2 separate regions of the Homo sapiens genome follow, and region 1 is linked to region 2. A link is an interaction called in ENCODE POLR2A ChIA-PET data of the cell type or tissue named here. Cell type or tissue: Caco-2. All regions are shown on one strand. Each heading gives the region's core, and the rest is flanking DNA. Links, peaks and the distances in the headings are about the cores only. Region 1 overlaps XRCC2 (X-ray repair cross complementing 2). Region 2 has its middle 58 kb from the start of LINC01003.

What was found. Peaks named below come from ENCODE experiments on the same cell type or tissue, not always from the same donor. Only the 100,000 strongest peaks of a DNase experiment are listed, where the experiment ranks them.
Region 1: POLR2A ChIA-PET joins it to region 2 with 7 read pairs; 2 of 35 experiments call an interaction of 5 or more read pairs at or near these places.

What each region holds. Positions count from the first base shown.
Region 1 is chr7:152,649,975-152,655,348 of GRCh38, reverse strand. The region is part of intron 2 of XRCC2 (X-ray repair cross complementing 2); the gene reads left to right. Among named protein-coding and RNA genes, the nearest start is that of XRCC2, 23 kb to the left of the region's middle. In Caco-2, for the core only: no CTCF peak of the experiment used is centred there; no DNase peak of the experiment used is centred there.
Region 2 is chr7:152,519,444-152,524,817 of GRCh38, reverse strand. No RefSeq gene overlaps it. Among named protein-coding and RNA genes, the nearest start is that of LINC01003, 58 kb to the right of the region's middle. In Caco-2, for the core only: no CTCF peak of the experiment used is centred there; a DNase peak (open chromatin) is centred at 2,667.

The DNA of each region.
Region 1 (5,374 bases), core at 152-5,151, 130 kb before region 2:
AATGATTATAATCTGCAAATTCAACATATTTGTTATATAATTGGTAGGCTGGTACCAAGATGATAGCTTTTTTGGCTTTTCCTTTCTTTTCCTTATTTTGAAGGATCTTTAGATTCAGAACTCTTTCTGACAATCTGTTACCCAAACTCCTTACAGCGTTCTATTTGTAAGAGGAACTGTCAAGGCCAAATCATCCAGATTTTCTGATTTAGTTTAATATCTTCAAGTGCCAAACCTTAGGGATTTTTTTACTGCGAGTTGTCACGTTCCATAATTTGGCTGGACAAGGATGCTGTAGCAGCCACAGAAACATATGAGACGGTGACTTCAAGTACATTGAAAAGGATGATGTCCCTTCTGTAGGACATAATATTTGATTACAGGTTTTGATCTTGAGGATCAAACAGTAAATGTTTATAAAATCAGTAAAACTGATTTCAGTTCATCATTAAACATATTTGTGAGGAATTTAGTTCAAGGACCTTAATGATAATTCATGTGTCTCTTGCAAGTTTGCAGTGTCTTCCCGGTTGTTATAAAAGCCTTTTTTATACCTGCTTTGCTATTAATGTGTAAAAGAAAAAGAGTATCTCTTAGGCAGGGATTTAACCTTCAACTTCTTTGCCTCAGTTTCACTCGTCGGGAATCCACTCTGTCCTTGCTGTTACTCTAGAAGCAGTGAATGCCTAGGCTAGTGCCGTTGTCTCCTGTCTTCTGAGTATCTCAGTTTTAAAAGTTTGGTTCACAAAATGAGATGTTAAATGTGCTTTTGCGGACTACACAATTAATGCTCCAAGGTCACTATTTTGGACAAACTCAGTGATCTTTTCCCTGCTGTTTTTCATTGTCATGACTTTTCTGCTATATTTATTATTTAGTAGTTTCATTTTCTTGAAACATTCTCTTTTGCCCTGTAATGTTTTTCTTCCTGGTTTTCCTATTAAATTTCTGTTTTAGCTGTCTTCTAATGCGTCTTCTAACTGTGGATATATCTCAAAAATTTAGTTTTGGCCTTAATTTTAGGTCCATAATACCCACCCATCAAAGAGATTTTTGTTTTTTCTCTATTATTTCTGTGTGGATTACTCCCAGTCTGCTATAACCAGCCCCTTATTACCTACCATCTTGAATCTTTTTTTTTTTTTTTTTTTGAGATGGAGTTTCACTCCTGTTGCCCAGGCTGAAGTGCAATGGCGCAATCTGGGCTCACTGCAACCCTCTGCCTCCCAGGTTCAAGCAGTTCTCCTGCCTCAGCCTCCCAAGTAGCTGGGATTACAGGCACGTGCCACCATGCCCAGCTAATTTTTATATTTTTAGTAGAAGCAGGGTTTCTTCATGTTGGCCAGGCTGGTCTTGAACTCCTGACCTCAGGTGATCCACCTGCCTCAGCCTCCCAAAGTACTGGGATTACAGGCGTGAGCCACCGCGCCCGGCTTACCATCTTGAATCTTAAATTTTAGTGGCTGTAGGACATTTTCATTTTGTGACACCTAGAGATAACATTTTAAAAAACCCATACCATTTTGAAAGCTAAATTTTTGCTGGAATACTCAATGTGAATTATGTGAACTAAAAATTTCTACTTTGGGTTGGGTGTGGTGGTGCATGCCTATAAGTCTAGCACTTTGGGAGGCTGAGGTAGGTGGATCACTTGAACCCAGGGGTTTGAGACCACCCTGGGCAACTCAGCAAGACTCCATCTCTACAAAAAAAATACAAAAATTACCCAGGTGTGGTGGCACACACCTGTGGTCCCAGCTACTCAGGAGGCGGAGGTGGGAGGATGGCTTGAGCCTGGGAGGCGGAGGTTGCAGTGAGCTGAGGTCACGCCACTACACTCTTGCCTGGGCGACAGAATGAGACCCTGTCTCAAAAAAAGTCTACTTTATGTCTGTATTTGATTTGTGCAGGTACTTCCAAGCCTATCTTTGAGAACTTTTAAGTCACCACATTAGGTTTACCTGCTGTATTAGTCCATTTTTACGCTGCTGATAAAGACATACCCAAGACTGGGCAATTTACAAAAGAAAGAGGTTTAATTGGACTTACAGTTCCATGTGGCTGGGGAAGCCTCACAATCATTGCAGAAGGCAAGGAGGAACAAGTCCCATCCTACGTGGATGGCAGCAAGCAAAGAGAGCTTGTACAGGAAAATTCTCCCTTATAATAAGCATCAGATCCCATGAGACTTACTCACTATCACGAGAACAGCACAGGAAAGACCCGCCCCCATGATTCAATTACCCCCACTGGGTCCCTCCCACAATACGTGGGATTTCAAATGAGATTTGGGTGGGGACACAGCCTAACCATATCACCTGCAGAACTGAGGCCCTCACCACGCTAAGTGTGAGCACCCTGTGGTCTCTGGGCAGCAGGCTCCACACCTGGCAGTTTGCTCCTCTTGCTTTGCCTCCTATGTTGGTCCCTGTGTCAACCCTGGTCTAGGACTTTCTTACCTGCTGAACTCTGCCACCAAAGCCACACACTCCACCTGTCATTCCCTACCAGACCCGCTTCCATTTAAAATGCCAGTTTCACAATTGGCTTTTAGGCCCTTAACCCTCACAAACCAAGACTTATATTTTTATTCTTTAGATGTCTCTCAAGAGGATCTTGAGAAGAAGGTAACTGATGAAGCACATTCAGAAGATCCTGGGTTTTGTGCTGGGGACAGAATACTCAAGTCCCAACCTTAGAGAAGCTAGCAGGAAATGTAATCAAGTAAATAGTGATTATATAGTGTGATCTGTGTGATGATGGGAGATGATAGAGTTTGCTTTCCCTACCTCAGTGTTATTAGGAGCAAACAGGATATGTCTGAAGCAGCCTCTTTAAGGCATGCAGTACTCTAGAAAGGTGAGTAGCTGTGGGTCGGCCTCTCTGGCTGCCTCTATGGGAGCAGGAGAGGGAGGATTTGCTGTGGTCTGCTTCTTGGTTTCCCCGTCTGCGCTTCTGCATGGTCCCTTGTTCTCTATCACATAGGGCAGTAAAAGATGCTTGGCAGGAGTGGCGGGTTCAGCATAGCTCCTCAGTAACATAGTAAGAGAGGGCACACTGAACATCTGGGTGGAATACAGGTTTAGTTGCTATGTTAACTTTTAATTAGATGGACAATTGTTAATATGAAAATAGTTTTACTCCTTGAGCCTAGAATCTTTTTTTTTTTCTTTTCTTTTCTTTTTAGAGACAGGGTCTCCCTCTGTTGTCTGGGCTAGAGTGCAGTGGCATGATCATGGCTCACCGTAGCCTCAACCTCACAGGCTCCCACTTCACCCTGAGTAGCTGAGACTGGGACTGTAGGCACATGCTACCACGCCCGGCTATTTCTTTTTTTTAATTTTTTGTAAAGGCAGGGTCTCCCTATGTTGCCCAGGCTCGTCATGAACTCCTGGGCTCAAGTGATCCTCCCACTTCAGCTTCCAAAGTGCTGGATTACAGATGTGAGCCACTATGCCCAGCCATGTGTAGAATTCTTAAATACAAAAGAGAAGTCTATGAGAACTGATAACATACTATGCTATAAGAAAGCTGAAGCCAGGCATGGTGGCTCATGCCTGTAATCCCAGCACTTTGGGAGGCTGAGGCAGGCAGACCACTTGAGCCCAGGAGTTCAAGACCAGCCTGGGCAACATGGTGGAACCCAGTCTTTACAAGAAATACAAAAATTAGCCAGGCATGATGACACATGCCTGTAGTCCCAACTACTTGAGAGGCTGAGGTGGAATCATTTTTTAAATTTCTTCTTAAGGTAAATTTAGAATTGCAAGTTGTATGTAAGATTATGGTGGAAATTTGGTGCAGTCTTGGCTCACTGCAGCCTCTACCTCCTGGGTTCAACTGATTCTCCAACCTCAGCTTCCCAATTAGCTGGGACTACTGATGCACACCACCATGGGTGGCTTTTTTTTTTTTTTTTTAATTGTAGAGTTGGGGTCTCACTATATTGACCAGGCTGATATTGAACTCTTGGGCTCAAGTGATCCTCCTGCCTTGACCTCCCAAAGTGCTGGGAGTTACAGGCATGAGCTACTGTACCCAGCCTAGATTTCTTATACATTATTTGTGAATACTCCAATATACAACGGTTTGTTGATAATAATAAGAAAGGCCAGGTGCGGTGGTTCACACCTGTAATCCCAGCACTTTGGGAGGCCGAGGTGGGTAGATCACCTGAGGTCAGGAGTTCGAGACCAGCCTGGCCAACATGGCAAAACCCCATCTCTACCAAAAATACAAAAATTAGCTGGGCGCGGTAGCGCACGCCTGTAATCCCAGCTACTCGGGAGGCTGAGGCAGGAGAATTGCTTGAACCCAGGAGGCGAAAGTTGCAGTAAGCCAAGATTGAACCACTGCACTCCAGCCTAGGCAACAGAACAAGACTCCATCTCAAAAAAAAATTAAAATTAAATAATAAGAAATAAAGTAATTGCATTTTTTTGTGTTTTTGTTTTTGTTTTTTGAGACGGAGTTTCGCTCTTGTCGCCCAGGCTGGAGTCCAATGGCGTGATCTCAGCTCACTGCAACCTCTGTCTCCCAGGTTCAAGTGATTCTCCTGCCTCAGCCTCTCAAGTAGCTGGGATTACAGGTGCCCACCACCATGCCCAGCTAATTTTTTGTATTTTTAGTAGGGTTTCAGTATGTTGGCCAGGCTGGTCTTGAATTCCTGACCTCAGGTGATCCTCCCGCCTCTGCCTCCCAAAGTGCTGGGATTACAGGCGTGAGCCACTGCGCCCAGCCCTTGAATCCGTATTTAGACCATCATTTGGTTGGGGCTAATAATTGGCATTTTAACATAGTGTTTCCAATCAGGTAGTTCAGCCGTAAATTAATAATGACAAGCAAGAGTTGAATGCCACTGTGAGTGCATTTTGAAAAGCTCTGGAAGCAAGGCAACTTCCCCAGTGTTGTTTGATTTAACTTGTGCTGTCCTTAGTTATTCGAGCCTAGATAGAAGGAGAGTTGGAGTCTTTAACGTTCAGAGTAGTTGACTTTGATTTTTAATGCTAGGAAAATAATTTCTAATGCAGCTGGACATGGTTTCCAGAGATAATTCAAATAGCAAAGAATAACTGAAGGCAGTTTGGGAACGTGTAAGGTTGTTTTCAGTTGAAGGATGCTGTTGGCATTTAGGGTCTGAGAGCCATGGGCTCTTGCCTCAATAATGTGTGAAACCACAAAATCCAGAATTGTTCCCCCCATAACATCAATAACACTGAGAAACCTAATTAGGGAGTGCCTTCACCTGCGTGTCATAGAAGTCCAACTTAGTGGCTTGCCCAGGTGGAGGCTTGTTTTCCTCACATCCTGAGTGGCACAGAGGCAGGCTGTGCGTGGCTGGTGGGGGCTCCGTGTGCCCAGAGTCCTGGGTACC
Region 2 (5,374 bases), core at 308-5,307:
TTTTTTATTTTATTTTATTTTTGAGACTGAGTCTCGCTCTGTCGCCCAGGCTGGAGTGCAGTGGCGCAATCTCGGCTCACTGCAAGCTCCGCCTCCCGGGTTCACGCCATTCTCCTGCCTCAGGCTACCCAGTAGCTGGGACTACAGGCTCTCGCCACCACGCCCGGCTAATTTTTTGTATTTTTAGTAGAGACAGGGTTTCACCGTGTTAGCCAGGATGGTCTGGATCTCCTGACCTCGTGTTCCGCCCGCCTCGGCCTCCCAAAGTGCTGGGGTTACAGGCGTGAGCCACCGCGCCCGGCCGTGTCAGTCTTATTTATTACACTTCATGCTAAGCTGCAGTTGAGAAATGATGGCCTCACCCACTCACCACTCAGTACTCAGTTCTGTTTGTGGAAATGTCCTAGGCTGGCAGGGCCAGGACCCCACAGGGAAGCTGGCTATCAGGAGACAAGCCCTGCCTCTGTCCCCTGCCATGAAAGCAAAGCGAGCCCAGGCTCTGTGTGTAGGAATGTGACCGATCACCTCCTGGTAGCTTCATGGCAGGGCCAGGGAGCCACACTTGCTCTCAGACTCCATGCGCCAGGCCCAGGTTCCGGAGCTTTCCTCCCCGGTCCATGTACTGTAATAACTAAGTCAACTGGAAAGAAAATACTGCAGAAAAGAGTAAGGAAAAACAGGGCATGGGGGCAGCTGGGGCCAGGAAAGAGAGCACACAGCGAGGTATAAAGGACCATTGTGCTGGGCGCAGGACTTGGCACTCCGGGACTCGAAGGAGCCGGCAATGATCCGCTTTCTCTGGAGGGAGATCCTTGGATCCCAGCTGAATAAAGAACAACTTGAAACGTGGCGAGGGAGCCTGGGGGGGACACGGCAGGGGGAGGAGCGGGCAGAGCCAAGGGGAAAGTGGTGTTAAAAACAGGGGCTGCAGCAGGATCGGAGGGAATCAAAGGCGAAGACCAAGCTCTCCTATGTTTTTACTGCTCTCCGTCACCCCAAAATAACGAAGGTCCAATCAGAAGCTCACTTTAACAGCTGTCCACTAGGAAGACCAACTTGTGGGTCTGAGGTGGGAGGATCGCTCGAACCTGGGAGGTCGAGGCTGCAGTGAGCTGAGATCACGGCACTGCACTCCAGCCTGGGTGACGAAGTGAGACCCTGTCTCAACAAACAAACAAACAAACAAAAAACAGGAAGAGCAATCTTTCAAATGGCTAATCAATACATATTAGAAGAATGTTCTTGCAGGAAGGAGAAGAATGGAGAAGAAACTGAGAATCCATTCCAGTGATGACGAAAATTATAAGGCCATGATTTTGAGGCTTTGCTGCTCCCCATGTGACACTGGAAGGAAAGGGAGAAGATGACAGAAGAAAAGGGGGAAATGTAACCTCTGCAGGGGGTGTTGTTTTAATTTTATTATTATTATACTTTAAGTTTTAGGGTACATGTGCACAATGTGCAGGTTTGTTACATATGTATACATGTGCCATGTTGGTGTGCTGCACCCATTAACTCGTCATTTAGCATTAGGTATATCTCCTAATGCTATCCCTCTCCCCTCCCCCGCAAACTGAAATTTATTAAGGAAGACAAGACAAGCTGAGAGTCAAGGGTCCAGGGACGCTTTTGAGCCGGAGCTGTCCTCATTGCAACCGTGGCCCTCCTCTGTCCTCAGTCCCTTCCTCGGGGAGAAGCCCGTGGGGTGCCTTTAGCCTCTTGAGACCTTCCAGTGGAAAACGGAGTTCATCCTAGACCGATGGTTTGTCCCGAGAACAAACTGGGGGTGGGGGAGACTGGGACGAGAAAAAAAAAAAGCGTTAAGAGGAGGAGAGAGCTGGCACTGCTAAATGGAGAAAGGTTCCAGCAGCTTAATCCATCTTGAACAGAATCATTAATCAGGTGCAAAACTCCTCAAAGGAGCAAAACTAGGACCAGCTCCTTCCGAGGGCAGCCTGCCAATCTCCCCCACTTGCATTTTCATTTCCAAATCCTTGGTGTCTTTGTATCAGGGCTGATCCCAGCCAGCCTCGTCAGGAGCCACCTGTTCATGTCTCCTCCTATCTCCCTGACCTCGGAAGTGAGAGGAGAAATGACGGGAAACCCAGACAGCTGCTGCGATCCCCTCCCCCCTCCCCCACAAAACAAGCAGCCCAATTCTAGGATCTGGGCCAGACCCTGGCAGATGAGTTCCTCTCTGTGAGAAATGCTTTTGTAGGCACGTTAACTCTTTCATTCAGCACATCACTCTCTTGCTTAATAGAAGGTAAAGTCGGCCGGGTGCAGTGGCTCACGCCTGTAATCCCAGCACTTTGGGAGGCTGAGGCAGGCAGATCATGAGATTAGGAGATCGAGACCATCCTAACACAGTGAAACTCCATCTCTGCTAAAATACAAAATATTAGCCAGGCGTGGTGGCACGCACCTGTAGTCCCAGCTACTCGGAATGCTGAGGCAGGAGAATCACTTGAACCCAGGAGGCAGAGGTTGCAGTGAGCCGAGATCATGCCATTGCACTCCAGCCTGGGCAACAAGAGCAAAACTCCATCTCAAAAAAAAAAAAAAAAGAAGGTAAAGTCAGGCCCAGGAGGGCCCTCACAGGTCAGGCCTCGCCTACCCTTATTGTTCCAGCCCAGAGAATTCCAGTGACCTGCCCAAGGTCACAACACGGATTACAAGCTGAGTCATGCAGCCAGTCTCCAAGATATCCTCCAGTGATTCCTGCCTCTGTGTCCACACCCTTGGAGTCCCTGCCACAGAGACTAGAATCTCTGAAATCAACAGGACACTGCAAAAGGGACCATGTGGGACTTCCAAGGCCGGGTCATTAAAGACTCTGCAGCCCCCAGCTTGCTCTCTCTTCATTCTTGGGGGGAGCCAGCTGCCACGTCACAAGGACACTCAGACTTGTGGCAAGGCCCACATGGTGGAAACTGAGGCCTACCACCAACAGCCAGCACCAAGCCGTCCACGTGAGTGTGCCACCTTGGAAGCCGACCCTCCAGCCCAAGACGAGCCTTCAGATGAGTGCAGCCCTGGTCCACATCTTGAGAGATCTTGAGCCAGAACCACCCAGCTAAGGCTCTCCTGAATTCCTGGCCACTGAAACTGTGTGAGTTAATAAGAGTTTATTGCAGTGTCAAAAAGAAATAGAGCCAGGCACTTATTAAAGACAGCAGGATGGACTTTATTGAGACTACTCCAGTAAGGGAGAGAGACATCAGTGCATGCTGAGCTCAACTCTGAGCCATGCAGAGGTGACTGGGCATTTTTTTTTTTTTTGAAACAGAGTCTCCCTCTGTTGCCCAGGCTGGAGGGCAGTGGCAGGATCTTGGCTCACTGCAACCTCCCCCTCCCGGGTTCAAGCGATTCTCCTGCCTCAGCCTCCTGAGTAGCTGGGATTACAGGCACGTGCCACTACACCCAGTTAATTTTCGTATTTTTAGTAGAGACAGGGTTTCACCATGTTGGCCAGGCCAGGCTGGTCTCAAACTCCTGACCTTGTGATCCACCCACCTTGGCCTCCCAAAGTGCTGGGATTACAGGTGGGAGCCATCACGCCCAGCAGTGACTGGGCATTTTTAAGGGGAGGATGAGGGAGGATGGAGGAGGAATAAGCAGGAGGAGCTTGGGTGGGGTCGGGTGGAGTCACGTAAGCAGAAACTTACTAAGAGTGGGTGGGGGGCCCTTTTCAGAGAATTGTTAGACAAGGCAGTCATTGGGTCCATGCAAATCTCAAACAGTAAATTCTGCTGGCAGCCCTGAGCTTTTCCAGGCAGGAACTCAAGAGGAGCTGGGTCATGCTAGGGACATGACCTCGAGCTGTTAGAAACCAAGCTAGTGTGTTTTCAAGTCTCCTAGTGTGAGGGTGAACAGAATTGTTTCTGTTGAGATTTTGCGGTTTTCACAGGCAAGGTTAAAGCCTCTTTGAGAAGAAGACTCAGGGGAGCCTGACTCAAGTTTGGTCAAAGAGAAGGTCTTTTTCAATAGTTCTAAGTCACTGTGTTGGGGAGTTTGTTTTGCAGCGATAGATAACAGCTCACAGTAAATGTATAGAAGCAGATTCTCAGAGTCCGTGTCTCATGCTTTTTTTTTTTTTTTTTTTTTTTTTGACAGAGTCTCACTCTGTTGCCCAGGCTGGAGTGCAGTGGCTTGATCTCAGCTCGCTCACTACAGCCTCCGCCTCCTGAGTTCAAGGGATTCTCCTGCCTCAGCCTCCTGAGTATCTGGGATTACAGGTGCATGCCACCATGCCCCGACTAGTTTTTGTAATTTTAGTAGAATCGGGGTGTCACCATGTTGGCCAGGCTTGTCTTAAACTCCTGGCCTCAAGCAATCTGCCCACCTTGGCCTCCCAAAGTGCTGGGATTACAAGTGTGAGCCACCATGCCTGGCCCTCCATGTCTTATGCTTTTCCCACCATACTACTCGGCCCTCCCTTAGAAGACAAGGCTGCCAGACATCTCATGCACAATAACAGAGCTTCAAGGCCGGGCATGGTGGCTCACACCTGTAATCACTTTTGGAGGCTGAGGCGGGCAGATCACCTGAGGCCGGGAGTTCAAGACCAGCCTAACTGATATGGTGAAACCCCTTCTCTACTAAAAATACAAAATTAGCTGGGCATGGTGGTGCATGCCTGTAATCCCAGCTACTTGGGAGGCTAAGGCAGGAGAATCACTTAAACCTGGGAGGTGGAGGTTGCAATGAGCCAAGATCATGCCATTGCACTCCAGCCTGGGAAACAAGAGTGAATCTCTGTCTCAGAAAACAAAACAAAACAGCTGGGTGCAGTGGCTCATGCCTGTAATCCCAGCACTTTGGGAGGCCGAGGGTGGATCACTTGAGGTCAGGAGATTGAGACCATCCTGGCTAACATGGTGAAACCCCATCTCTACTAAAAATACAAAAAATTAGCCGGGCGTGATGGCAAGTGCTTGTAGTCCCAGCTACTCAGGAGGCTGAGGCAGGAGAATGGCATGAACCCGGGAGGCGGAGCTTGCAGTGAGCCAAGATCGCGCCACTGCACTCCAGCTTGGGAGACAGAGTGAGACTCCATCCCAGAAAAAAACAAAAAACAATAACAGAGCTTCAGCCAACATGCAGGACAGCTGGAGACCCTCACCTGTCCACATACTCATTCCTATGGACACTCAAGGCTGAGCACACAGCAGGTAGATTTCTTGACTTAACAGTCATGAGGGTTCCTTCCTCACCACAAATACCTCTGCAGGAGAAATCCCTGCAACTTGGCACGTCTTGCTGTAAATGGAAGCAGTGGCATGTCCGTGTCAGGCATGAAAGCCGTTCATAAAACCACCTTGCTGAGCACTTTCTGTCTGTCAGGCAGGTCTGAAGACACAGAAATGAACGT